Regions from separate parts of the Homo sapiens genome. Here all the other regions are linked to region 6. The links are chromatin contacts, found by Hi-C or POLR2A ChIA-PET in ENCODE. All regions are on one chromosome and are shown on one strand. The core of a region is the stretch at or near the end of the contact, and the rest is flanking DNA. Distances in the headings are between cores, read along the strand shown.

What was found. A loop is a pair of places that touch in the nucleus more often than their neighbours do. ChIA-PET counts read pairs that join two places held with the same protein, here RNA polymerase II (POLR2A). Pooled maps may share reads with other maps.
Region 1: a map of PC-9 shows a loop between it and region 6 (2.5-fold over the local background). The contact joins the promoter of ZC3HAV1L here to the enhancer-like site in region 6. A Hi-C loop is called at or near these places in 2 of 168 maps with a recorded cell type or tissue (PC-9 and naive thymus-derived CD4-positive, alpha-beta T cell) and 6 of 50 pooled maps. POLR2A ChIA-PET finds 5 or more read pairs at or near these places in 2 of 52 experiments (MCF 10A and activated T-cell).
Region 2: a pooled map shows a loop between it and region 6 (6-fold over the local background). The contact joins two enhancer-like sites. A Hi-C loop is called at or near these places in 1 of 168 maps with a recorded cell type or tissue (PC-9) and 8 of 50 pooled maps. POLR2A ChIA-PET finds 5 or more read pairs at or near these places in 2 of 52 experiments (HEK293 and activated CD4-positive, alpha-beta T cell).
Region 3: a map of CD4-positive, alpha-beta T cell shows a loop between it and region 6 (4-fold over the local background). The contact joins the promoter of IFT56 here to the enhancer-like site in region 6. A Hi-C loop is called at or near these places in 3 of 168 maps with a recorded cell type or tissue (CD4-positive, alpha-beta T cell and naive thymus-derived CD4-positive, alpha-beta T cell) and 7 of 50 pooled maps. POLR2A ChIA-PET finds 5 or more read pairs at or near these places in 1 of 52 experiments (activated CD8-positive, alpha-beta memory T cell).
Region 4: a loop to region 6 is called in a map of CD4-positive, alpha-beta memory T cell, with 12 times the contacts of the local background. The contact joins the promoter of UBN2 here to the enhancer-like site in region 6. A Hi-C loop is called at or near these places in 2 of 168 maps with a recorded cell type or tissue (CD4-positive, alpha-beta memory T cell and naive thymus-derived CD4-positive, alpha-beta T cell) and 7 of 50 pooled maps. POLR2A ChIA-PET finds 5 or more read pairs at or near these places in 1 of 52 experiments (OCI-LY7).
Region 5: a loop to region 6 is called in a pooled map, with 2.3 times the contacts of the local background. The contact joins two enhancer-like sites. A Hi-C loop is called at or near these places in 7 of 168 maps with a recorded cell type or tissue (CD4-positive, alpha-beta T cell, CD4-positive, alpha-beta memory T cell, CD8-positive, alpha-beta T cell and 3 more), 2 of 37 single-sample maps with no recorded cell type and 13 of 50 pooled maps. POLR2A ChIA-PET finds 5 or more read pairs at or near these places in 4 of 52 experiments (CD4-positive, alpha-beta memory T cell, CD8-positive, alpha-beta T cell, Caco-2 and 1 more).

Annotation. Positions count from the first base shown.
Region 1 is chr7:139,034,228-139,039,005 of GRCh38, forward strand. ZC3HAV1L (ZC3HAV1 like) reads right to left here and starts at 1,815. Exons shown (of 5, transcript NM_080660.4): 1 at 1,426-1,815; 2 at 316-451. The coding sequence starts at 1,790. It overlaps LOC107986852 (a long non-coding RNA gene), which reads left to right and starts at 1,956. Exons shown (of 2, transcript XR_007060557.1): 1 at 1,956-2,144; 2 at 2,426-2,723. RefSeq lists silencers at 1,128-1,647, 1,898-2,107 and an enhancer at 1,222-2,141.
Region 2 is chr7:139,073,481-139,078,265 of GRCh38, forward strand. ZC3HAV1 (zinc finger CCCH-type containing, antiviral 1) reads right to left here. Exons shown (of 13, transcript NM_020119.4): 6 at 2,806-2,929; 7 at 376-550. Among named protein-coding and RNA genes, the nearest start is that of MIR10399, 32 kb to the left of the region's middle. Within about 2 kb of position 1,736, at least 18 of the 41 ENCODE cell types and tissues checked have a DNase peak (open chromatin) inside an H3K27ac peak, as active enhancers do.
Region 3 is chr7:139,131,776-139,136,473 of GRCh38, forward strand. It overlaps IFT56 (intraflagellar transport 56), which reads left to right and starts at 2,003. Exons shown (of 18, transcript NM_024926.4): 1 at 2,003-2,085; 2 at 2,880-3,017. The coding sequence starts at 2,083. RefSeq lists enhancers at 1,828-2,122, 1,840-2,019.
Region 4 is chr7:139,229,480-139,233,789 of GRCh38, forward strand. It overlaps UBN2 (ubinuclein 2), which reads left to right and starts at 1,758. Exons shown (of 18, transcript NM_173569.4): 1 at 1,758-2,473. The coding sequence starts at 2,006. RefSeq lists enhancers at 1,539-1,698, 1,779-1,918 and silencers at 2,089-2,338, 2,549-2,768, 2,715-2,974.
Region 5 is chr7:138,476,873-138,481,010 of GRCh38, forward strand. The region is part of intron 1 of TRIM24 (tripartite motif containing 24); the gene reads left to right. Among named protein-coding and RNA genes, the nearest start is that of TRIM24, 19 kb to the left of the region's middle. RefSeq lists enhancers at 2,173-2,733, 2,734-3,294. Within about 2 kb of position 1,804, at least 3 of the 41 ENCODE cell types and tissues checked have a DNase peak (open chromatin) inside an H3K27ac peak, as active enhancers do; they include PC-9, where a contact is called at or near this core.
Region 6 is chr7:138,750,033-138,754,512 of GRCh38, forward strand. ATP6V0A4 (ATPase H+ transporting V0 subunit a4) reads right to left here. Exons shown (of 22, transcript NM_020632.3): 11 at 2,593-2,805. Among named protein-coding and RNA genes, the nearest start is that of TMEM213, 46 kb to the right of the region's middle. RefSeq lists an enhancer at 129-931. Within about 2 kb of position 2,624, at least 8 of the 41 ENCODE cell types and tissues checked have a DNase peak (open chromatin) inside an H3K27ac peak, as active enhancers do; they include CD4-positive, alpha-beta T cell and PC-9, where a contact is called at or near this core.

The sequences.
Region 1 (4,778 bases), core at 565-3,064, 280 kb after region 6:
AAGTGGAGGTGTCTATGATAGCATCACTGTGCTAGATTAGAAAATCTTGCTTTTAATTGGTGGTCTTAATTGATGTTCCAATTTTCTCTTGGGATTTGTACTATTTTGTTTTTAAAACTTCTTTGTGTATGGCTAAACTGAAACAAACGTACTATTTCGCCATGATAGCAATTATAAAGGGTACCTTTAAAGCATTTGAAACTGAATCATGTTGCTTCGAAGGCAATTAAAATTAATATGTAAAGCCAAAAGAAAAATAAATGGGGAAAGTACTTGTAGCAAATGTGACATGAGGGTGACTCCTTGGTGACTCACCTCTGGTAAAAGACAGGGGTCATTCTGCAAAAGCAGGATCCGAAGCTGGTTTTCATTGAGACCAAAAAGTCCATGGCTTTTCAGGACCTGCATGTTGACAGGTGTGTGGATATCATGGGAAAGGGTACAGGTAGACCTAAAAGAACAAAGCCCTCGGTCAGATGCCCAGGTGAAGAAGGACCAGTCTGTCCAATTCCTTGCCTTGAGCAGCTTTCAATGTATTTAATACATGTGAAGTTGAGTAATTTTCATGAAACCGGGGATAGTATGGCCTAATAAGCACTGATGGAAAATAAGAAAATTGGGTTGAAGGAACTCCTCTCCCAGGGTCATTTGAATTTTCAGTAGGGATGCTTTGAAGCCAAGGGTCGCCCACCTCGCCTGAGGATGCACATCTGTTCCGTAGGCGACTGCACCTGGCCTTCTCCCCGGCAACAGCTGCCACAGTCCACCAACGTTAAAAAGAAAGCGCCCCTATCCCCAGCACCGCTTTGGCGGGGTGTGTGGCTAGAGACAACCAAGGAAAATTCGGGGCTGTGAAGCACAGCCTGGGGTCAGGAGGCAGCCCCGAACCCCAGCTCTGGCAGTCAGGAACCACAGGGCCTCACCCAAGCCATCCAGCCCTGTTTCCTGGGGTGAGACTGGCTCAGCGCTGTTAAACCTAGAGGGCGCAGACCCGCTTCTGCACAAGTGTGTGGATATGGGGGAGCAGCGATTTCCGGCTAAAGGGTCCAGGGATCTCATGGGATCCTCAGACGCCCCACGCCCCCCACCTCCCGCCAAATATCACCAGAATAAGTGAGCTCCGAAGTCCCAGTCCGGATTTAACCCGGCCGCGTCGCGCAGGATCCGGGGGGGCGGGCGGGGGCAGCAACTTTTCTGGCGTGGGCGGTTGAGACGTCTCCATGGAGAGGACCTTCGCGCCTTTCCGCCCAGCTGCTGGAAGCGCGGGGGAGGACGCCCAGGAAAGGCCTGCGGGAGGGGGTCGTCCAGCCCCGCGTCCCCGGCCCGGGGCAGGACGAAGCCCCCCTTCCCGTCGCTCCCGCTTCCAGCAGGACGGCCAGGCCCGCGGCCAGCGCCCACAGTCCCCGCCCGCCGCCGCCTTCTCACCAGCAGTCCCGGTTGGGGCACTTGCCCAGCATGTGCCGGCGGCAGAAGTGCAGCTGGTCGCAGGCCTGGCACTCGCCGCGCTGGTAGCGGGCGCAGAGGCGCACAGAGGACACGGCCACCACCCTCCAGGCGGAGGTGCCGCCACCGCCCACCGCGCCGGCCGCCGCCTCGGCCTCCGCGTCCCCGAGGCCCTCCTGCGTCTCCACCTCCTGCAGCAGGAAACGCTCGGGCCCGGCGCGCTGCAGCACGTCCCGGAGCCTGGCCTCCGACAGCTCCACGTGGCCGCGCAGGTCCTTCAGGAACATGCGGCCGCCGTGGGCGCACAGCACCTTGGTGAGGAAGGAGCACACTGTGGGCTCCGCCATGGTCGCTGGCGCGGGCCCTGTGCGCGCGGCGCAGCGAGCCGGGGCGGGCAGGCTCCTCCCAGTCACGTCCACGATTTCCAGCGAACAGCCCGGGGATGGGCCTGGGCCTGGCGAGGGGTGGGCCTGCGGGAGGCCGGGCGAGGGGCGGCCCCGGCGCGTGGAAGCAGGGTACGGCGCCTGCGGATCCCCTGGACGTGGACTCAGGCGGGGACAGCGTTGATGGAGCGTCTGCTCCGCCCAGGCACCGTTCAGGGCGAAGCCTGGCCTTGAGGGGCTTGTATAGTGGGAGTCACAAAGGACTCGCCAACAAGACAACTGGTAGTGCTAGGGAGGCCTGCGGAGAAGGAGAAATAGGTAAAAGGTGGTAGGAGGTGAGTGGCCGGGCTGCTTCGCGGGAGGTGGCCACTAGCCACATGTGGCTGCTGAGCACTTCTGGGATTTTTTGTTGTTGTTGTATTTTTATTTTTGGAGACAAGGCCTCACGTTATCGCCCAGGCTGGAGTGCAGTGGCGCTATCGTAGTTCGCTGCAGCCTGGAACTCCTGGGCTCAAGCGATCCTCCCACCTCAGCCTCCTGAGTAGCTGAGACCGAAGGTTCGCATCACTAATTTTTTTGGTTTTTGTTTTGCTTTGTAGAAACGGGGTCTCCTCATGTTGCCCAGGCTGGTCTCGAACTCCTCAAGCGATCCACCTGCCTCAGCCTCCCAGAGCACTGGAATTACAGGCGTGAGCCACCCCGCGGGGCCTGCTGAGCTTTATTGGAAAGTGGCTAGTCCGAATTGAGATGTGATATAAGTGTGAAATACACACACTAGATTTTGAGGACTGAGAATGAGAAAAAGAATGTAAAATATCTCACTAACTTTATATGAATCACATGTTAAACATAATATTTTGGATATATTTGGATAAATAAAATGTTATGACAACTTCATGTGTTGCTTCTACTTTCCTAATGTAGCTATGAGGAAATTTTACATTGCAAATGTGGATTACCTTATTTTTGTTGAGCAGCACCAGTCTAGACCTGCCTTAAGCATCCATGCTTTTTGTCCAACACCTTGCTTGTTTCATGAACGTTTGTTGAGCCAACTACTAACGCAGTGACAGTACAAAGATGAATCAGACCATCAGAGAACTCAGCCAGCCTAGCTGCTATTTTGCAAGGTGCTCGTGAGGATTAAATGCATTAATGTCATGTAATGTAAAGAAGCTAGAGAGGAAGACAACTGGCCAGATGCCAGAAGACCTTCTCTGCCATGCTGTGAAATTTGGACTTATATCCCGAGAACTTTGGGAAGTCACTAAAGGATTTTCATCTGGGAAGTGTGGATGTCTCCTGAGTGCCACTCAAGGTGTGTCATTCAGCTCTGAGCTTTAATGTCTTCTCTTCAGCAAAACCTTTCCTGACCTCTCAAATCTAAAGTAGCTCCCCAGTCTGCATGGAACTTACCACTGATATTTTTCTTCTTTATTGTGTATTTATATATTTAGCTATAGAATTCAGGCTCATGAAAGCAGGAACCTTGTTTTGTTCATTGCTGTATCCCTACCACCTAAAATAGTACCTGGCCATATTGTAGGATAGGTGTTTTAGAAAGACCCCTGGCAGCAATGAGAAGAATGGATTTCTAGAAAAGCAAGACGAGGTGGGGAATAACAGAAAATAAACAGGATTTGAGGGACTATAACCCCAGTGTTATTTATGTTGAGAGTTTGCAGTGGACAACCCAAGGTAAGACGCTCAACAGGCAGGTGTATTCTGTATACAGGTCTAGACCTTGAGGGACATGAGAAGGGAAGGGATGTAGATTTGCGTGACATCAGAGCATTAGGTAACTGAGAGTTGATAAGATCACCTGGCAAAAATGAAGAGTGTGAAAAGGTGGGGGACGGGGGGAAAGAAGCTTGGCGAATACCCACATTAAATAAGCAAGTGGGGGAAGAGAAAAATAGGCAGTAGCCTACGTCCCCTTGGCACTCAGCATTTGTTCCTGAACTCTCTGCCTAAGCTTTTTCCAACAGAAGGAGGAAGCAGCCAGCAGGAAAGGCAGGCTGGAATTACCAAGGAGCCAACACCTCCAGGAAGAGCCTTCATCCAGGGATGTTGGGGAATTGGTGGTTTGAGGATGCACTCTCAACCCTAAAATTGGCATGAGGATTATTTTAAACTAAAGACATGTAAGATTCAATAGAGGCAAAAAGAAGCCTTCTTGAAGCTTCCTTTATTTCAGTAAAAGCAGAATCTTCTGGGAGTGAGGTTGCCATTCATCCCCTCTCCAGGGGTTTATGGACATGAAATAGAAAACCACGTGCACCTGCATAAACAACTTCCCTATGAACACAAACTTCCTTATCTCCTGTTTGTTCCCTAGAAACCCCTTTGTTCTTCCCATAGGAGCCTTTTTGCCCCCCTCTCTCCCCTATTAAGTTAGGTAAATAAATCATCATCACTTCTTTTGTGCAGTGCCATATGCATATATGTTTTTTCTCTTGTCAGTTAAATTTGCAGCCCCTCAGAACTGAACATAAGAGAGTGCAGGAAAAGTTTTTCCTCCCCAACAATGGATCAAACAGCCCAACTCATTCCTCGTGTGGAACCACTTGGAGGTGTACATTCCATGGTCTCCCAATGTTTCCTCAATGGAACTGAACCCCAGTTGCCCACAGCCACACCTGCTCATTAGCACTCCCCATACAGTCTTCCTTCCTTTCCTTGCCCTACCTCCCCATTCCCCTGCCAGTGTTTCTTAGGATCACCTCCCAAGTAAACTGTGTGCATTCAATCCTTGTCAGATTGCTCCTGAGAGAACATAGCCTAACATATAAACTGATAAGGAGAGGTTAGAGAAAAATGAGAGTCATTCATGGACACGCAGAGGAGAGAGTTTCAAGGAGAAAGTGATCAGCATGGTGAGATACTACAGGGAGGAGCTTTCCTACAAGGGAAAGCTTGTAGACAGTGATAACCTAGGCAGGTTTATTTCAG
Region 2 (4,785 bases), core at 486-2,985, 320 kb after region 6:
TTTTTATTTTATTTATTTATTTATTTTGGAGACAGAGTCTCAATCCATCCCCCAGGCTGGAATGCAGTGGCGAAATCTCAGCTCACTACAACCTCCACCTCCCGGGTTCAAGAGATTCTCCTGCCTCAGCCTCCAGAGTAGCGGGGATTATAGGCGCCTGCCACCACGCCTGGCTAATTTTTGTATTTTTAATAGAGATGGGGTTTCACCATGTTGGCCAGGCTGGTCTCGAACTCCTGATCTCAGGTGATCCACCTGCCTCAGCCTCCCAAAGTGCTGGGCTTACAGGCATGAGCCACCGTGCCCAGCCAACAGTGTTCTTTTTAAGTTGACAAGTTTAAACAAGAGCCCCCTACAAGGAGGAACAGTGCTCACCTCTTCTCCATACTGAATCCATGTGCCAGATTCATTCTTCCAATACCAAATCCATTTGGTGGTGAAGACAGAATTGGCTGGCTTGGTGACAGAAGAAGGAGTGGAGAGGCGTCGGATGGGAAAGGAATCACAACTCATTACCCGAAAATTGATTGTATAACTTCCTACAGAACAGCTGAGAGAGAAAAGTATTAAGTTAACATAATGCTTCATTGACCCCTGTTTTCTACAATCTCGTCTTCCCTAATGAGAGCACAGAATTAAACTTTCAGGGCTAAAATAGATCTTCAAGTTTTCTTTCCATGGCTCCAGGTCCTACACATAAAAGAAAAACGGAAACGCAGAGAGGAAAGTGACTCGCCTGCACCACATAATTAATGGTGTTACATAATGTATTCTTCCCTCAGAAAATATCCCAAAATAAAACTGTGCCCACAAAACTCCTGATTGGCTCAATGTTATAAAGTAAGTTAGAAATTCGCATTTGGTCCATTTTTAAAATTATTTATTATTATTTAAATCGTTATCAAAATGTGGAGACCCTTGCAGAAAATTGGCAAGGTTAAAGTGATTTTCATAATAACATTAAACATTATTTGCTTTTTTCACTTTCATTCTCTCAGGAATACACGATGAAATTTTCCAGAGGCTACACAATATATGATTTCACAGCAGGTTGAATAAAGAAGCGGATATGAGAATCTAGTTATCTTCTATTATGCCAGACATTAATTTGCAAAAATATAAAACTCCTCTCAATAAATTTTTTGTTTTGGAAAACAGTTATTTTATAATTATCCATATAAATATTATATATAAATATGTAAATAAATACACACAGTTATATACCTGGGTATGTATATTAAATGGATATACATGAATATGTATATAGTATTAAATATAGTTACATGAAACATGTTCATTATGTTAACATATAGCAAGCTTATTCTTATTTTTAAGTGAATCAAATATATAATTGTTCTCAGTTTTAATTTTTAATATGGTAAATATTGATAGCTATATTCCACACAAACAGAAATTCTTTGGGATCCTGAATACATTTTAAGTGTTGAGGAGTCCTCTGACCAAAAAGTTTGAGAATTGCTGCTCTAAGAAAGACCTCTTAGATCAGTGGTTCTCAATCAGGAACGATTTTGACCTCAGTGGGTATTTTACAACATCTGAAGACATTTTGGGTTAGGACAACCAGTGGGGCTGGTGGGGGGGTGGTGCTTCCTGTCATCTGTGGATTGAGGCTAGGAATAGTGCTAAACAGAATCTGGCCCAAAACGTCAGTAGTGCTGAGGTTGAGAAACCCGGCTCTCCACTTGCCTGGGAGCGGAAATATAGACCTAGCAACCAGAAAGTAGCTCATGTCGCCCTCTAGTGGTAAAAATCCAGCAACACAGAATCTCCACCCTCAAATCACTAAATTCTCATATGATGAAAAGTAATGTAACTTTTCCCCCTTAAGAATTTCCTTATAAAACTGGGATGTTTCTTATATCCCTGCACACCATAGATAAATACGGTCATATGGGTATCACCCATTTCAGCTCTTCCAGAAGGAGAAATGTTTTTACTTATTTATTTTTGAGACAGGGTCTCACTCTGTCACCCAGGCTGGAGTGTGGTAGCACAATCACGGCTCATTGCAGCCTCAACTTCTTGGGCTCCAGTGATCCTCTCACATCAGCCTCCCGAGTAGCGAGTAGCTGGGACCACAGGTGCGTGCTACCATGCCTGGCTAGTTTTTGTATTGTTGGTAGAGACAGGGTTTCATCATGTTGCCCAGGCTGATCTCGAACTCCTGAGCTCAAGTGATCCTCCTGCCTCAGCCTCCCAAAGTGCTAGGATTACAAGCATGAGCAACCACGCTCGGCCAGAAGCAGAAATGTAAGGTACCCTCTTAGATGCCTTGCTAGAGAAAATAGCAAACATAAGGGAGGTATTAAATGCTAAAGTATACAACAAAATTCTACAGTAAAACTATATGAAATTATTCAAACCGTGTTTTTAAATTATGAAGTTAAGCCAAAGGCTCTTTTGTCCTAAATCATTTAGTACTTTTAATAGTTCTGTGATGAACTGATCAGGATACGAGCCGGACACTGAACTGTGTTTTTTTGCAGGACACAGACAACTGTCAACTAAACAAATAATCATGTCACTGTTTGTTTCATTTGAGTTAGCAAACATTCCCAGGATCTCTGGTATTAGCCAGGCTCAGTGTGACCTCAAACCCACCCAGCTGTGGTTTTCCTTCATTAACTCGGCAGGCATTTGCCATTTTTTATCTCAAGAGGTATTTCACACTCGAATGGGATTCTGATGGAAAAGTGTTTTTTTCTTTTTCCCCTGAGCCTAGCACTAATGCTTCCCTTTGATAATGTTGGACTCTTGAAAGCCAGAGTACAGCCACCAACTTACAGGTGGATTCCGGGGTTACAGTAGCCTTTCTCGATCGTCTCCATGTGCTCAAAGTCCGTCCAGGTTTTACCAATAAGCATCTGCCACCGGTAAGGCAGATGGAAGTGGACTTTGCTGCAGCTACCTACAAAGACAAAGAAGGGGTCTGAGGGACTGTTGAGCAGGGATTCTAACCAATTCAGTCAAGTTCACTGCCAGCTTTCCCCATCCATGCCTGCCCTGCCCCCTGCCAGACAGGTTCCATCTATACCAGCTGACACTGCTGTGTGTCCATTATCCAGGTTCCTTCATTACCTTGGAGACTCATCAGAAAACAAAAATTCAGGCAGAGTGTGGTGGCTCACATCTGTAATCCCACCACTCTGGGAGGCCGAAACAGGCGGATCATTTGAGGCCAGGAGTTCACAACCAGCCTAGCCAACATGGTGAAATCCTGTCTCTACTAAAAATACAAAAATTAGCCAGGCATGGTAGTGGGTGCCTGTAATCCCAGCTTCTCGGGAGACTGAGGCAGGAGAATCACTTGAATCTGGGAGGTGGAGGTTGCGGTGAGCCGAGATCACCCCACTGCACTCCAGCCTGGGTGACAGAGTGAAATTCTGTCTCAAAAAAAAAAAAGAAAAAGAAAAGGAAACAAAAATTCCCCACTGCCCCCAAAGTCACTCCACCCAGATAGAAATTCGAGGTAACCAGAAATTTAGTTACCCTTTCTGCACCCCCCCAAGTGTATGAAGCCAAAATGCTCTCCAGCAGAGGCAACAGCCTTTATTTCCTTGAAGCCCTGGCCTACAGTTCATCTCTTCCAGAAAGATTCTCTTAACGAATCTCACTCCATCCCCATCTGACTTGTATTTTTTGCATTCCTTTAGCCAGTACCCAATAGTCAGTTGGGGGTTAATTTTTTATATGTTTTTACTTACTTCACGCAGTTTTCCCATTTGCAAATTTTTTGTTTGTTTTTGTTTTTGTTTTGAGGCAGAATCTCACTCACTCTGTCGCCCAGGCTGGAGTGCAATGGCGCAGTCTTGGCTCACTGCAACCTCCACCTCCCGGGTTCAAGAAATTCTCCTGCCTCAGTCTCCCTAGTAGCTGGGATTACAGGCATGTGCCACCACGCCCAGCTAATTTTTGTATTTTTAGTAGAGATGGGTTGTCACCATGATGGCCAGACTGGTCTTGAACTCCTGGCCTCAAGTGATCCACCTGCCTCAGCCTCCCAAAGTTCTGGGATTACAGGCGTAAGCCACCATGCCTGGCATTTTATGGATGTTTTCATGCCCTACCTTAATTATAAACTTACTAAAGAGAAGGCTGCACTATGGTTTAGCTTACATCCCCCTTACATATTTGGCACAGGGCTAGGCATACAAAAGACAGCCATTGCAGGAATGCCGGCTGAAGAATGAATTGATGTTATAAGCTACAGTACAGGAAGACAGAAGATAGTTCTGTTTTTCAAAATTTGCCTTATATTATGTTTAAATTGTTTTGAAATATTCAAAATGAAGATGTGTGACAACTTCAAAACAAACAAAAAAGACAGGTTTAGACACTGCAGGGACACCCATAGAGTGGCCCTACTTGAGACTTGGCTGACTGAAAAGTACACAACCACTCATTATAGTCCACACCTCACACTTGTTAGAATGGCTGCTATCAAAGACAAACAGTGGCTGGGCACAGTGGCTCATGCCTGTAATCCCAGCACTTTGGAAGGCCGAGGCGGGTGGATCACTTGAGGTCAGGAGTTCAAGACCAGCCTGGCCAACATGCAAAAACTCCGTCTCTACTAAAAATACAAAAATTAGCCGGACGGGGTGGCACACGCCTGTAACCCCAGCTACCTGGGAGGCTGAGGCAGGAGAATCACTTGAACCCAGGGGGCAGAGGTTGCAGTGAGCTGAGATTACACCACTGCACTCCATCCTGGGTGACAGAGTGAGACTCCGTCTCAAAACAAACAAACAAAAAAGGCAAACA
Region 3 (4,698 bases), core at 753-3,252, 380 kb after region 6:
TTTTCTTACTTAGGCTAATGTTGTTTGGTTTACAGACGCATGTTATTTAAAGGATGAATCTGGAACTTACTGTAAAGGTTTACGCAATAGTGTCTTTAACAGAAGAAATAGAAAGTGCTTACCTTCCAGAAGCCACTTAGATTCACTTCTGTCTTTGTACCACAACTGTGTATTGAAGATGTCATTTGCCATGTACAGGCCCTAACCAATTACACACAAAAGGCCCTAAATAACAGCCACATGAATGTCTCATTATTAAATAATGAAGTTACTGTCATGAGAAGACTGTATTACAAAACTGTATGGTCTTAGACATACTCACTGCAGCCCAAGGAGGAATCTGTGCTATGACAGAAACTGAATGCTGTGTTTATATCCCAGATGAATCAAATAACGTCACCAAATTAATAACTGATTTGAAAAACTCTAATAATTAACCTTTCGGATCCAAAACCCTCTCTAAGCTACTGGTTAAGTAATTGATTTGGATCTTGGGGAACTTGGTGGCAAAAGCTGTTATGTATTTTAGGAATTATCATAGTTTGTGTTTTGTCTTGCCTTTGTCTGCAGAGCTGTTATGGTATTTATCTGCAATTGGGTCAACACACAGCTGAGAAAATGTGTAGAACAAAGACTACTCAGAGAATTGTTTGATTGAAGAGGCAGCCGTGTAGCCTGAATCAGGTTCCAGAACTACTTTCTCTTGTTGCTTTATAATTCGGACTTGGTCCTTTCCAATTTCCCCTCCTCCCTGGGATGTGACTGCCAGGAAGGGGCCTTCCTAGTGACATGAGGTTTGATCAAATACACGGCCTGAGAATATAATTCTTCTATAATGCTTTCTCTGAAAGCTTTTGAAGAAAAGGGGAAAATGTGAAAAGAAAATTTCAGCACTTTCCAAACGTACTATGCCAAGGGGAAAAGTTAAGCCCTGTAAACTAAATCACAGAACATGGCTGTTTTTCTTCTCTGGTGCATGACTGTTGCTTCCTGATCTTTGTGTTGATGTTATATATTAACCAGATTTTTTATTCTTTATTCAGACTAAATGACGTTGGAGATAGAGACCCTTGTGATTGTTACCTCTTTACAATAGAATATTAAACAACCCCCTTACAGTGTAATCAATAGTAGTGAATTGAATCTTCTGTGTACGTTAGCCTCATCTAGAAAATGCTGTAATTACGTACAGCACTCCTGTTTTTGGTGATATAAATGACCCTCACCTTTCCCTGCATCAGGGAGCACTGATCACCATTCTTTGCTGTCAGTGGTTCCCGGGATAGCCGCCCTCACACTTTGCACTTGAATAAACTCTTTCAACTGGATCCCTGAGCTTTTTGGTTATTTTAGGCTGACATTAGTTAACTAACAAGATGTTAGTTCTTCAGTCTGTTAATTCTGAGGGGTTGACCAGAGGTCCTGTAAGGTCCCTTCCAACTCTAACATTCCACGATTTCGTGAATTTAAAGACTGTGGTTGCCCCTGTATTAACTGGGTTCAGGAGTAAGATAGATAAATTAAGTCATCCAATCGACAAATATTTATTACAGTTCTCTATTGTGTGTAGGTGTATCTGTGGAAATAGGAAACTGTATTTTGGTGCACTCCTGCTTCCAAATCACAGAACTACAACTCCTTCAGCAGAAATTTTCTAAGCTTCCCGCACCAGCCAGAGACCAAGATTCTGCGGTGCACATAGTCAAGGGTTGCTATGGAGTCCAACACGGCCCCAAACAGAAGTGGTCCCTGAAAATTTCTTTCCCAGAAAACTTGCATTTGAAAAACAATGCCATTCCAATTCGCCTTTTCCTAAAGTAAACTCATAAATAGAGACAACCAAACTTTCGCTCTCAGCCCAGAGAACGACGCTCTCCTCCCAAGAGGAACCTCGGCTCTTCCGCGGCAGAAGCTGCACGGAACCAAGAAGCCGCGGGCGCTGGTTCTCCAACGAGCTTTTCTCCCGTTCGTACCAGCGTCCAGGCGGGGTTACCGTGGAGACAGAACGTGCTGTGTGGATGCGGCGAAACGCTGAGGCGCGGCCTTCGCTGTGTGGTGGGGACTCACAAGACCGACGTCAAGATGGTTAGTGGCTCTGAATAGTAAGGGAGTACTTTGAGTAGGTCCTGAGGCTGGCGATTAGAGGTTCCCAGCACACTTCTGTGTGAAGTCTAGGTGTGTCCGCAGAGAGTAATCCCCAGCTCTCCCTGTGTTCCCACGGGGGACAGGGATGCAACTGTAAATACCTCGGTGCTTTCTTCCCTCCTGCTTTTCCGTTTACTCACATTTAAACCACTCGTGGGATGGGAAGCAGAGGAAGGGAAAGCTGAGATGACAGAAGCAATGCGAAAGCATCTCTAGCCAGAGAAGATAAAAGTTGGGAGTAGCTGTTTGGTCCTTCCTAAGTATTGGCTGATGGCTCTTCTAGTAGAATACCTGTTACAAAACGAGTTTGAATAGGCTTCCCTGGGGTTCGTTGTTAAGGATTTGACTTATAATTTTTTTTTTTTTTTTGAGATGGAGGCTCGCTTTGTCGCCCAGGTTGGAGTGCAGTGGCGCGATCTTGGCTCACTGCAACCTCTGCCTCTAGGTTCAAGCGTTTCTTCTGCCTCAGCCTCCCGAGTAGCTGGGACTACAGGCGCATGCCACCACGCCCGGCTAATTTTTGTATTTTTAGTAGAGATGCGGTGTCACCATATTGACCAGGCTGGTCTCCAACTCCTGACCTCGTGATCCGCCGCCTTCGCCTCTCAAAGTGCTGGGATTACAGGCATGAGCCACTGTGCCCGGCCTTGACTTATAAATTACAGAGCTGTCACTCTCAGTTTAAATCTGATAATCAGAATTGGACCATACAGCTGTCTTTGTTTCTTTTACAGATGCTTTCAAGGGCCAAACCTGCTGTAGGCAGAGGCGTACAGCACACTGACAAAAGAAAGAAGAAAGGTAGGAAGATTCCAAAACTAGAGGAGCTACTTTCAAAAAGAGATTTCACTGGAGCTATTACCCTGTTGGAGGTAATGCCCAAAGAACGTTGCTTCTTAGTGTATGAATACCAGACTGTAGATGAATGCTTGGGTGAATGCTGTTTGCTATGCTCTTGAAATAGGTGGGTGCATTCTGGGGCTTCCTGTACAAATCCCCTGTAAATCTAGTCAGGCACAGATTCCAGATTCCAAGTTAGCTATAAACCTGATAAAAAACGAACTAAAAAACTAAACTTGGCCGGGCGCGGTGGCTCATGCCTGTAATTCCAGCACTTCGGGAGGCCGAGACGGGCAGATCACAAGGTCAAGAGATCGAGACCATCCTGGCCAACATGGTGAAACCCCGTCTCTATTGAAAATACAAAAATTAGCTGGGCATGGTGGCACGTGTCTGTAGTCCCAGCTACTCGGGAGGCTGAGGCTGGAGAATCGCTTGAACCCGGGAGGCGGAGGTTGCAGTGAGCCAAGATCATGCCACTGCACTCCAGCCTGGCTACAAGGCGAGACTCCGTCTCAAAAAAAAAAAAAAAAAAAAACAAAACAAAACTTATTTCTTGAGGGCCACTTTTGAGTATGTCTAGTTCACCAACAGTGATTACAATCTAAAAATATGAAGGGACCTTTTATACAATGTCATTTCACACATTGCTTATCCCAACCCTTGACCAATGTATGATTTTTTCCTATTATGTGTTCTAAAATTTTGATCAAACTTAAATAATTCTAACATGCTTACGGTTGAAAATATAGCCCCAGAAAATATTTCAAATCTCCATGGCAGTAGTTCTCACCTTTTAATATACATTGGAATTACCTAGGGTACTTAATAAGATATCGATTCCTGGGCTCCTGCTGTAAGTCTGCAGAGGTGCTCAGGAATCTGCATTTTAAGGTGAGTAGTCTAAGTGCTTCTGATGGAGATGGTCCCAGGAGACTGTGCTTTAAAAAACTGCTTTGTGGGAAACACATGTTATAGGAGGGTGAAGGGTTGCACCAAAGAATGAAGAGTTCTGACAGCATGGTCTGGTTGTGTTGTACCACACTCATTTCTCTTAAAATGCTACTCTGTCCATATTACTCTGAATCTACCCTTAATAATTGTTATAATTAGGTTTACATATATTTCTCCATCTTCCACAAATAGTTCACTTTCTTTTTTTTTTCTTTTTTCTTTTTTTGAGTTGGAGTTTCACTCTTGTCACCCAGGCTAGAGTGCAATGGCGCAATCTCAGCTCACTGCAACCTGCACCTCCCTGGTTCAAGCAATTCTCCTGCCTCAGCCTCCTGAGTAGCTGGGATTAGAAGTGCCTGCCACCATACCTGGCTAATATTTTGTATTTTTAGTAGAGATGGGGTTTCACCATGTTGGCCAGGCTGGTCTCCAACTCCTGGCCTCAGGTGATCCACCTGCCTCGGCCTCCCAAAGTGCTGGGATTACAGGTGTGGGCCACCGCGCCCGGCCTAGTTTGCCTTCTTACTAAGTACTCTGGTGTTGAGCGTGTTTTTTAGCTTTTTGGGCATCAGCTTTCTCATCTTTACAGTGGGGGAGTTGGCATGGAAGAACCTTCTAGTTCTGTGAATCAGTGGACTGAGTGCTATGTATATATCTATTTTCATCAGTCTGTTTTCCTCTTTTTTCTCTAAGACAATGACCACATTTTCCTTGTTGCATAACACCAGGTTGCCTTTATTTTATTTTATTTTTGAGACA
Region 4 (4,310 bases), core at 508-3,007, 480 kb after region 6:
CACCACAGTGGATCAGATGTTCATGTACCACTGTCCTAATGAATTCTGGAGTGCAATAAACCTATGATCAGGCAAGAACTTCCATGGCATTAAATAAAATCTTTCCTAATTTGCTTCTATATGATGTTAACATTTTTTTCTACACTGTATTATAAAATATTTTATATTAAATTAACTCTGTTGCGTCTGTTGCTTTTACTTTATCCTAAGCAGTAGGTAAGTATTGTGAAACTTATATTTCACATATGCACATATGTGTTATGTATATATGGGTGTATATTCTAGGTTACAGTGTAAAATGTCTTACTGTGGGTTATGGATCAAAAAGTTGGAAAACTCAGTGGGTGAGAAGTTAGAAGATAATGTTGGATAAGTAACACACCTGTAGAAGGATTTGGCCCACAGACCACCAGTTTGCAGTCTCTGAGCTAAATTGTGGAGGATATTGAATATGAGTATACATACATAGAACTCAGTTTGTAGGTAAGTTGCAGCCAGAACAGAGAACGATATAATAAAAACTCTTTTAGAGACATTAATATGACCCCGTCTCAAGACTGGTGGGAACAGAGACTGAAGGCAGAAAGGTCATTTAAGTATCACTAAGGCAATCTAAAAATGAGACCCGAATTCAGAATCAGAAAAGGAGCAATAGGGAAGGAGATAATGTAGGTAAAACATGGCGCCGAGTAGAAAAGATAGGGTTTTAGAGCTGGGAGAGACCTTTGGAATCATAGATTTCATCACCATCTTCGTCCAAGTAGGGAAAGTAATAACAGGAGAGGAAAAAACGGAACCCTCTCAGAATTTGTCAATGACGTCACACTGACTTAATAAAAGAGCTTTCAATAGTTAATGCAATTAACAGAAGGCTTGGATTCCCTTCAGGATGTGAAGGGCGAGCCCTCAAATTTACTTTTTATTCAATGGATTAAAATGGCCAGTAATTCTTATCCTTTTAAACCCGACTTCCAATTAATTAATTACAAGTGAGCCTATGGGGCGTGCCCAATCAATTCCTTCCCCATCCTGAAATGGGTCCTTTAGCATTCTCATAAACAGTACGTTTCCTGAAATACCACTAAACCCTCTTAAGAAGTTTTCTATGATTTCAGCAGTTTAGGCCTTCTGAATGAGCCCAGAACTCCTCATCTGCTTGTTAATTTTCCAACTGCAAAGCGTTATTGAACATTTAATGACCCTGCCCCACGCAACGCCCACTGCGGCCGGGCGAGGGAAACCGGAGTAGGTCGAGGAAGGGGAGGCCTGCGCTTTCGGGAGGGAAGCCGCTGGGGCTAGTCTGGCTGAAGCTGGGCACTTCCTTTTTTCCCTCGATACTTAAGGCTACGGGGACACAGGGCGGGCAGGCACAACGGCTGGCGCGTCTCTCTACCCTTGCCCAGAGTCCGCCTTGAATAATCAGCTAACAACCCCAATTCCCTTGAACCCAGCACGGGAGACCCGGCGCCAATGGCTAGGTCGGTCTCAGTCCCATCCCGATGCTAGCCCCGGGAAGCTCCTGGAGCGCCTCTGGTTTCCGGGTGCGAATAGTAAACTGCTCGGGAAACCCCAGAACCCTCCCTTTGAGGAAGGGTGCAGACGGCGTCTCCGTTTCCACGGAAACAGGCCGAGCCATGTCGTCACTTCCGCCGACCTGTCTGGACTCCAGACTGTTGGGAGGAAAAGAGGAAAACTGAGCAACAGCCACGACAGTGGACGCGAGCGTCTCCTCTGTGCGCATGCGCCCGCTCAGCGGCCTGCTTCTATTTATGTGGGGGATCCAACATGGCGGCCGCGGCGACCCTGGCGATGGCGGTGAAGCCCATCAGAACGTAGTAGCGGGGAAGGGGACACGGTCCGCACTCACCGTGGCGCCGGCGGAGACGGCTGAGGGTGGTGGAGGGAAGAAAAGCGACAGAGAGCAAGAGGAAGGGCGGGCAGGCACGCAGCGCGCCGTAGAAGCGAGCGCCGGCTCGAGCAAAAGCGGAGGGCCAGAACAGTGGGGATGGCGGAGCCGCGCAGAGTAGCGTTCATTAGCTTGTCACCGGTGCGGCGGCGCGAGGCCGAGTACCCGGGGCCCGAGCGTGAGCCCGAGTACCCCCGCGAGCCCCCCCGGCTGGAGCCGCAGCCGTACCGCGAGCCGGCCCGGGCGGAGCCGCCGGCCCCGCGGGAGCCTGCCCCCCGCTCGGACGCGCAGCCCCCGTCGCGGGAGAAGCCGCTCCCCCAGCGCGAGGTCAGCCGCGCCGAGCCGCCCATGTCGCTGCAGCGGGAGCCCCCGCGGCCCGAGCCGCCGCCGCCGTTCCCGCCGCTGCCCTTGCAGCCGCCCCCGCCGCGGGAGTCGGCTTCCCGGGCTGAGCAGCCGCCGCGGCCGCCGAGGGAGACGGTGCGCCTGGAGCTGGTGCTTAAGGACCCCACCGACGAGAGCTGCGTGGAGTTCAGTTACCCGGAGCTGCTGCTGTGCGGAGAACAACGGGTACAGAAGATTCTTCCCTCCTGCCCCAGACCCCGGGAGCCTCAGGACCCGCCGCCTTCCCCAGCTGGTTTGCACCTTGGGACGCCCACCGAGCGCGTCCGGGTCGCCCCGAGGGTGGGGTGCGGGGGGCCGGGGCCGAGCGGGTGGACGGGGCGGTGAGCGCTGCTTTCTCCACTCCCCAGGGTGGCCGAGGCTCTCACCCGGCTGCGCCGAATCCCCAAACCCCCGGCACTCGCTCCCAACGCCGCGCCGAGCTCGTTTTCTTGTGCACCTTTCGGAACCTCAGATTTTCCTTCTTTCCTTTCTGCTCCCCACACAAAATCCTGGGGCCCTGCAGGCCGTGTGGCTGGGTTCTCCCTGTGGCGCTACAGCTGTCGTTCCAGTAGAAAGGAAGAGAAAACCTTGGGGGACACGCCCCCCAGTCTGAAGCAGAGATTGTGTAACCCCTCTCGTATCATCCTCATCCTCATCACTGTTTGTTTTGCTGGGCGCCGTGGCTGCTGAGGTGTGCTTGCGTGCCTGTGATATTTTTCTTAATCGAAGGGAATTTAAGAATAATTAAAGGTTTTCAGAGACTAAGGATCCCACTTTAGGAATGGAGAAGTGGGTTAGTTAATCTGGTTACTAATTTTTCTCTCGTGTTGGTATTGGAAAACCTTTTTAGCTTTCCTTTTTTGTGGAGTTCGTTCATATTGTAATTGAATGGGAAGGTGTCTCCTGTTTTATTTGACACCTACCCGTCATATTATTTAAGTGTACTATCATTAGTTTATAGAAGGATATTGTATTCAGCCTTTGTAATTTTCGGAGGATGATGAAAAAAATGTCAGCTTTGAATTTTTTAAAATAATTGAAAATATATAGGTATGCTTTTGATGTAAGAGGTGAACAATGGAGAAAGGATAGGGGTTATGTTCGTAATTGTAATTTTTATTGTTGTGGGTTGGTGGATCTTCAGAAGTAAGTTAGAAAAGGAAATGATAGATTAACAGTAAGGAAAGAGAACAGTTTTCTCTGTTGCTTAGCAATTATACCCGTTATTAGGTTTTGCTTTAGCTTGAGTCTAATGGACTCCAGAAGTCCCTTGTTTTGTTTTCATCTTCAACTACCTTTATGGTCAAAATGACTGACTGCTTAGTCACAAAGTATCATGTTGAACAATTTCACTAGGTTTTGTTTACTTCATGGCCAGCTAATGTTTTGATCATTATTTAGAAATGTTATGTGGTCAAATCATTACAAAATGTTTTCAACCAAAATGAATTGTTTAAAGGTAGAGATCATTTTGGTCACTTCCACCTAACATTTTGCTCGTCAGACTCACTTGAATGCCCCTTCTTTATAAATCTGAGGTCACTTTTTTCCCAAAAGAATATTAAAAATATTGGATTGGAGCATTTTTCAAACATTGTATTTGAGCTGCTAATCTAAGTTGGTTTGCAGTTTTTGTAATTTTCATAAATTACAGGAGAAAAGCATTATCTTTGGATAAAAATACATAGCAATAACGACATTTACTGGTTCTTACTGTGTGCTAGACACAGTTCTAAGCACTGCACATGGTTTTTCTAGTAGTCCAACAGAACTCCACGAGGTAAAAACTATTATCCTCACTTTACAAATGTATGTAATTTTATTAGTACTTCTTTCCATAGTGATACAATTTGTTAGTAAAACAAAATTTCTTAAAATTAACTCATATAGTTTAGAGGATTCTGCCAAAATGACGTAAAATGTAAGTCGCAGTAGAAATACAAAGACCTTTATTATGTCTCTGTTTATGCTGTAATATTCACACGATGGCAAATTAATAATGTGTATCATTTAATTATAAAAA
Region 5 (4,138 bases), core at 554-3,053, 270 kb before region 6:
TAATAATAAAAGATTGATATGACCACCAATAAATGACTGGTGGAATAAACTATGGTATATTACTGTGCCGATGTAAAAAAGGAATGAAAAAGATATGAATACTGCTGTGGAGTGAATTCCATGATGTACTGTTAAGTAGAAATCAAGGTGCAGAAGAATGAGTATTATATGCTACCCTTTGTGTCTCTGTGTGTGTGTGTGTTTCTTAGCTCTATCCACTAAAAGGATCTAAAGCAACAGTATCTCCATGACAATAAGAAAAAGAGAAAATATGTGCTTATATTTACAAATAAACAACGGAGGCCAGGCATGGTGGCTCACACCTGTAATCCCACACTTTGGGAGGCTGAGGCAGGAGAACTGCTTGAACCCAGGAGGCAGAGGTTGCAGTGAGCGGAGATCAGGCCACTGCACTCCAGCCTGGGAGACAAACAGAGACTCCACCTCAAAAAACAAACAACAGAAGAATAAATAATTAAAAATGACTGCTAGCGAGGCAAGAAAAAGTTGGGAAGGAATTAGAGAAGAAAATTAGACCTCTGTAAATGTAACTGGTTCACAGTATTGACTTTGGAACTATGTAAATGTTTTATGAAACTGAACAAATATAAGTAACTCTCCCTGCTTCCCCAGCAAACAAAACAAATGAACGTTGTTCTGTATCAACCAGATAGTTTTACCTACATAGTAAAGGATTTTTGAAACTGATTTTTAAATCACAATATTGATTGTGCATTCCTAGTATGCTATATTGTAAGCACAAAAAAACTTATATTGCATTCAGTGGTGTGTTTTTAGTGGTTATGTTGGTATTTTGAAACTATTCAGGTTTCATGTGAGGTAAAGCAAGCAGATACTTGTGGTAATATCATTAGGCATAGAAATTCTCAGGATAATGATGAAGGAAAGCTCCAGGATGGCAGCTTGCAGCAGGCTTGAAAAGGTTTGGAGCTGGATGAAGGACTTCATATTTCAGAGAAGGATACATTTGAGGGCACAAATGTAAAACTGTTTGATTAGCTGATATATTTGAACATATTGAAAAGGGTTTGCAGTTCTGTCGGAAAGTTTGCTGCTGATTTAGTGATAAATACTTAAAAACTAAGCAGATTTTTAAAATGCAGGCAATTGATAATTCGAGAATGAAATTGCTTGAGAAAGGAAATACTGTACTATGCTCTGCACCTCAGTTGTGAATATTATTAAATGTTTATAATATATAAACATGTTTTATTTATCAGATTTCCAACTAAAATTATAAATTTGTTGGAAAACTAATAGAAATAAATGTCAGGAGGATAAGGAGGGAAAGATTTTTTGATGGGGTCTTACCTACATTTTCCACTGTAAGGCTGGACAGGTAAGCCTTGTGGTTTATAAATCTTGGAATGTTGTAATTTAAAAAGAAATTGGTTTATGTACTAGTATAATTAAAGGAAACTGAGAAGTATATTGATTAATATTATAGGTCAGGGTAAATTATTTTGTTTTGGGCACAGTGGTTCATGCCTGTAATCCCAGCACTCTGGAAGGCTGAGGCAGGAGGATCGCTTGAGACTAATTCAAGACCAGCCTGAGCAGCATAGCAAAAACCCTGTCTTTTTATTTATTTATTTATTTTTGAGGCAGCATCTTACTCTGCGGCCCAGGCTAGAGTGCAGTAGTGCAAACACAGCTTACTTCAGCCTTTATCCCCTGGGCTGAAGTGATCCTCCTACCTTAGCCTCTTGAGTAGCTGGGACAACAGGTGCATGCTACCACACCCAGCTAGTTTTTGTTTATTTTAGAACTCAGGGATTCATGAATGGGCAGTATCAGTTGAGCAAGTGGCTCAGTGCTCCAAAGAAGGGGCAGGAGAGGGAAACTTTGATAAGGTGTTCTTGGCATCAAGACAGTAGAAAGTACCTAGTTAGAGGCTAGTTGGCAGTTTCTGATTCATAAAGTCACTAGAGGTTAGTTGGTGGTTTCTGATTAGTTAAGCTTAAGTTCACTTTGAGTTTGGTTTCTTTTTGCTTAAATAGGAACCCAAGGTGCTGTGGCCATCTCAGCATAGTGGCCTTCCAATTCATTATTTTAATAGGGATTAAGAAGACTAAAAGTTAAGGCTCCATCCTTGACTTTTTAAAAAAGCTTAATCTTCCCTTAACAAATTCTGTCAATTCTCCTTTCTACATCTCAGAAATCGGTTGCCTTCTTTTTATCTTCATTTCCTGAGGTCATTTCAGCTGCTTCCTAATTGTCCTTCCTACCTCTGAGGGTGCCTTCTCATTTTTGTTGAAGAGGTCTCCCCACCATGAACTGAAAACTTAGGATGCTTAAGCTTTTCAAAAAGTGTGAGGGAAACACATGTACAATTAACATATTAAGTGAATAATTATATAACCACCACTTAGATCAAGAAACACACATAGCCAGTAACCCCAAAAGTTCCTTGTCTGCTATATTTTTATCACTCCTTCCCTTTCCCTTAGAAGTTAACCGTTTGTCCAACCTTTTTTTTTTCTTCTTCTTCTTCTTTTTGACAGGGTCTTGCTCTGTCACCTAGGCCAGAGTGTAGTGGTGCAATCAGGGATCACTGCAGCCTTTATCTGCCAGGTTCAAATGATCCTCCAGCCGTAGACTCCTGAGTAGCTGGGCGTGTGTCACCATGCCTGAATGAGACGGAGTTTTGCTCTTGTTGCCCAGGCTGGAGTGCAGTGGCGGGATGTTGGCTCACCGCAATCTCTGCCTCCTGGGTTCAAGCAATTCTCCTGCCTCAGCCTCCCAAGTAGCTGGGATTACAGGCATGTGACGCCTGGCTAATTTTGTATTTTTTAGTAGATATGGGGTTTCTCCATGTTGGTCAGGCTGGTCTCGAACTCCCGATCTCAGGTGATCTGCCTGCCTTGGCCTCCCAAAGTGCTGGGATTACAGGCGTGCCACTGCGCCCGGCATTTATTTTATTTTTTAATTTTATTTTTTTTTGAGACAGAGTTTTGCTCTTGTTGCCCAGACTGGAGTGCAATGGTGCGAGCTCAGCTCACTGCAGCTTCTGCCCCCGGGTTCAAGCGATTCTCCCACCTCAGCCTTCCAAGCAGCTGGGATTACAGACATGCGCCAACACCTCCGGCTAATTTTTGTGTTTTTAGTAGAGACAGGGTTTCGCCATGTTGGCCAGGCTGGTCTCAAACTCCTGAACTCAGGTGATCCACTAGCTTCAGCCTCCCAAAGTGCTGGGATTACAGGTGTAAGCCACCGCACCCGGGCCATGAATTAAGTTTTTAAATTTTTTTTTGTAGTGACGAGGTCTCACTTTTACCTAGGCTGGTCTTGAACTCCTGAGGTCAAGCAGTCCTACCACCTCAGTCTCCCAAAGTTCTGGGAATACAGGCGTGAGGCACTGCACTTGGCCTGCCCCACTTTTATGTTAACAATTCCTTCATTTACGTAATGGTGAATGCTGTAACCTAGCTTTGTCTGTTTTGGGACTTTGTGTGAAAGGAATGGTGCTGGTGTATTTTATTTCTTCCTATCTTCATTTAACATTGAAGGGATCATCCATGTTGTTGCATATAGCTATAGTTTATTCATTTTTAATGCTATATAATACTTTGCACAAATATACCACAATTAAATTTTCCATTCTGTTATTGCTGTGTATTGGAAATGTTGCCTGTTTTTTGCTCTTTTTAAAGCAATGAAGCTATTAACATTCTTGTTAATATATCCTGCTGTTCGTATATGTGAGTCCTGAGGTTTTGGTGTGTGGGTGTTTTTTTGTTTTGTTTTGTTTTTTTAAATACGGTAAGGCAGAATTCCTGATCATAGAGAAGGTGAACGCTCAAGTTAACTTACCAACTCTCATATACCCACTAGCAGTTCATGTATGTTCCTGTTGGCTCAGATGTAGATGTTCACTAACATTTTGTATTATCAATCTTTTTATTTTTTGGCAACCTCGTGGGTGTTTCCTGTTAACTTATTGGGATCTGAGAAGCTTTTCCTAAGTACCAGTTAGGTTGAGCACTTTCCATATCCATCATTTAGATTTCAGCTATTGTGAAGCACTTGTTTGAGTCTCTCCTATTTTTTCTTTTTGTTGGGTTATTTAAACTTTTTTTTTCATTTTTTAAAAAGTTATTATTATTATTATTTTTTA
Region 6 (4,480 bases), core at 1,374-3,873:
ACAAAAAGCACTATTTTACTCATGTTACTCTCCTGCTTTAAAATCTTCAAAGGCTGCCTATCGCCTAAAGAATGAAATCAAAACTCTTTAGTCTTGTGATCAAGACTACTTAACAATATGCCTTAATCCTCCATTCACACCTTCACCCTTCCCCACGCTTCCCCATGGAAACTGGCCATGTCTACACTAGCCACCTCTCTTCTCCACTTGCTCAAGTCTTTTTTCTTTTTCTTTTTTTTTCTTCCTGAGACAGGAAGTCCCAGGCTGGAGTGCAGTAACATGATCATAGCTCACTACAGCCTCAAACTTCTGGGCTCAAGTGATCCTCCCGCCACAGCCTCCTGAGTAGCTGGGACTACAGCCATACAGTGCTATGTTACACAGGCTGGTCTTGAACTCCTAGGCTCAAATGATCCTCCCACCTCAGCCTCCCAAAGTGCTGGTATTACAGGCGTGAGCCACTGCATCCATTCTACCTACTCGAGTCTTAACAATTCCAAGTGCTCCCTGTCCAGGAACCGTACAGCCACCGCACACCCGACAGCACGTGCCACATGCACACCCACTGGGATCTGACACCAGCTGGACGAGTGCTCACGGTCCCAGCTTCAATCCTCCTCTGCTTTCAGGAGGCCGCACCTCCCTTCACCTGCTCCCCGGCCAGCCTCCCAGCGCTCTGCGCATGCATCACTTCCTCCAGGACGCACCCCCGCCCTGCTCAGCCTGGTTGAAATGCTTTTTAAGTGCCCCATTTAGGTGGTTTTTGGACCATGATGTGGGGGCATCGACTGTTTTGAGGAACAGTTTCTGTATTCAAACCCTGCCTCCTGGCTATAGGACTGTAGTCAGGTTACTTCTACTTTCTGTGCCTCCATTTCTTTATCTGTACGAAGGGGATAAAGAAAGCTCCCACCTTCTAACCCATTCCTACTGCAAGGCCTTTACCTTCAGATTCCTCCGCCTGAAAAACCCTTCCTCCCGCCCCCAACCTTCCCATGCTATCAATGCCGCCTGCTCAGAGAGGGTTTCTTCAGATAACACGAGATCTGCCGTCACCAGATATGCCACCCAGCTAGTTCCCCATCGGCCAAACCAGCTGCATGCCACCCACTCCTCAACCTAATGGCTTCACTCCTCCCACCCCGTGAAATTATTCAAACAAGCTAATCACATCCTTCTGCAAGAACCAAAGGTCACCTCACCCTCGTTCACTGCAGAGCCTGCCTCCCACCGGCCCTGCTGCTTCACTCTGCTCCCAAACGCAGTTCCCGAGGGCAAGCCCTGTGTGGCCCGCATGGCGTGCGGTGTCCTTCTCCCCTGGGCTCTGAAGACGAGTGACTAAAAACAGCTGTCAAGCCCGTCTGTCCAGTGTCAGGGTAATGTGTTCGGCCATCTTGTACTATTTAGGGCAGGAGGGGGTCCCTCCTTCAATGGGGTGAATAACGGTGATCAGAACAAGCCCCCACTCTCCATCCTGCCCCTCGCCGTCCCCTGCTTGGTTTCCTGCCCACCACTCATCACTGCCTGAAATCTCATTAGTCACGGACATGCCTCCGTGTCCCTTTCTAGAATGTCTATCAAAGCAGGGTCTTGGCCTGCCAGTGTGTAAGCCCTAGATCCGTTCCTAGTACACAGGGAATGTCTAAGGAATGAATGGAGGGAGCGGTGAGAACTCAACGAGGACAGAGTGCTTAGCCATCTCGGACACACCGCAAGCGATCTACATATTTTGGCTCTTATTATAGATGCTTGGTTATTCATCTTTCTAGCTAGACTATAACCTCCATGAGGTAACAGGTGGTATCTACAGTCTAGCAGAGTGGAGCTGGGCATGGTGGCGCGTGCCTGTAGTCCTAGCCACTTGGGAGGCTGAGATGGGAGGATCACCTGAGCCCAGGAGTTTGAGGCTGTAGGGCAGTATGCCCATGCCTGTGAACAGCCCTGCACTCCAGCCTGGGTGTCATAGCGAGGTCCCCATCTTTAATAAGAAAAAAAAGACAAAATCCCCCCAAAACGATAGTCTAGCTGAGAGACTGGCACATTAATGCTCAGTATGGCCGGGTGTGATGTCTCACACCTGTAATGTCAGCACTTTGGGAGGTTGAGGCAGGCGAATCACCTGAGGTCAGGAGTTTAAGAGCAGCCCAGCCAACATGGTGAAACCCCGTCTCTACTAAAAATACAAAAATTTGCTGGACGTGGTAGGGCGCACCTGTAATCCCAGCTACTCGGGAGGCTGAGGCAGGAGAATCACTTGAACCCGGGAGGCAGAGGTTGCAGTGAGCCGAGACTGTGCCACTGCACAACAGCCTGGGCTACAGAGCGAGATTCTATTTTTTTTTTTTTTTTAAAAAAACCTCAATACGTACTCACAAAAGGTCAAAAAATGGTGAACAACTGTCAAACACTGAAAAGACAAAGGAATTTCTTTTATGTCCTCGAGTGGGGTTGATAACTGAAGACACAAAGATGAAGGAAGCAATCCTACCACCAAGTCACTTGAGTTCATGTGGCCCATGAGGCCAACACCCTCTGAGAGCCCAGCAGAGGGGCTGACTCATCGGACCCCTCCTGGCTCCACCTGCCACGCACCATGCCTTGCTCCAGTGCCCTCTTGATACGTGTGGCATCTGCCACCGGGAACCAGATCTCGGCGATGACACACTGCTGGGTGACGTCGATGTTGCACATGTTCAGGATGTGGTAGACAGCTTTCATCTTCTGCACCTTGATGAGCCAGGAGTGCCAGTTGGCAGCGGCTTCCTGCAGCAGGCGCTGGCGGTGAGACTCTGTTTGTGTTATGACCTATACAAAAAACAACACACAGGAAAACAGAGAACCTTCACAGAGCTGTTTGACAAGGTGCCAAAAATGGAGTGTCACAGGCCACAGCAGCTTCCTCTGCTCTGGCAGGCTCCTTTGACCTGTGGCTGTCACCTGGCCTTGAACTCTCCTGAGCAGTTTATCTCCCCCGCTAGAGGCTAAAACCCTTAGGCAGAGATTGTATCTTCCTTTTCTTCTAAATTCCTCATTGTCCTATTGTTATGGGTTGAATTGTCCACATAAAAGAGTCCTGAACTCTGATACCTGTGAATATGGCCTTTTTGGAAAGAGGGTCTTTGCAGATGGAATCAGGTTAAGAAGAGGTCATACTGGATTTGAATGGGCTCTAATCCCATATGACCACTGTCCTGATAAGAAACGTAGACACAGAGGCACACAGGGAAGAATACCACGTGACAACAGAGGCAGAGAAGTAGGCACTTGCAAGCCAAGGAATGCGGAGGACGGCCCGCAGCACCAGAGCTGGGGAGAGGCAAGGAGGGGGCTCCCTTCAGGTCTTCCGAGGGAGCACGGCCCTGCTGACGCCTTGATTTCAGACCTCTGGCCTCCAGAACCATGACAGAATAAATCTTTATTGTCTTATGCCACCCAGTTTGCTGTAATTTGTTACAGCAACCCTAAGAGATTACTACATCTACCACAACCCTTTACATACATAATCCCTCCAATAAATGACAAGTGAATGAATGAAGGAATGAATGGACAATTGGGCCCACACAGAATTTATTTAATGGAATCATTTTTATGTTTTGATGATACAACAAACAGGGTAATCTTTTTCAGCACACATGGCCTCTGTAAGAGACACACTGTAAGACAGACATGCTGGCTCTAAGATTAACGAGAGCCATGAGGCCACCGAAGCATCTCACAAGCCCAATACTACCTGTCACTTTGCAATATAATGCCCCCTGGCCTGGGGATTTCCAGGAGACAAGAGCACCTCAGCACAGAGGTGACTTTCAGAAACCTCAAAGAGCATAGCCCGAATTATATGCCTCAGCATCAGACAGTGTCTAAGATTCATCTTTGGCAGGGACTGAGCCAAAGGAGAAAGCTGCCCCTGCAGAAGCTGCTCAGCTGGGATCATCTGAAGCCCTCGACACAGCAGCAACCCGTCATACTAAATGTAAGCACACATCTAGCAGAATTTATTTTCCATTCTCCTCATGACGTTTTCATAAAATCAAGCATGGAGAATTGGGGGGAAAGGACTTCAATGGCTTTGGGGAAACAGTGTTCCTGACAAGTGACAAAGAAGTAATGGAGAGGATTAAAAAATTAAACACAGGCCAGGCGCAGTGGCTCACGCCTGTAATCCCAGCACTTTGGGAGGATGAGGTGGGTGGATCACCTGAGGTCGGGAGTTCGAGACCAGCCTGACCGACATGGAGAAACCCCATCTCTACTAAAAATACAAAATTAGCCAGGCATGGTGGCGCATGCCTGTAATCCCAGCTACTCGGAAGGCTGAGGCAGGAGAATCACTTGAACCCGGGAGGCGGAGGTTGCGGTGAGCCGAGATTGCGCCACTGCACTCCAGCCTGGGCAACAAGAGCAAAACTCCATCTCAAAAAAAAAAAAAAAAAAATTAAACACAGGTTTTCTGGAAAAGTAAAGTTGTCTGCTAGCCTAA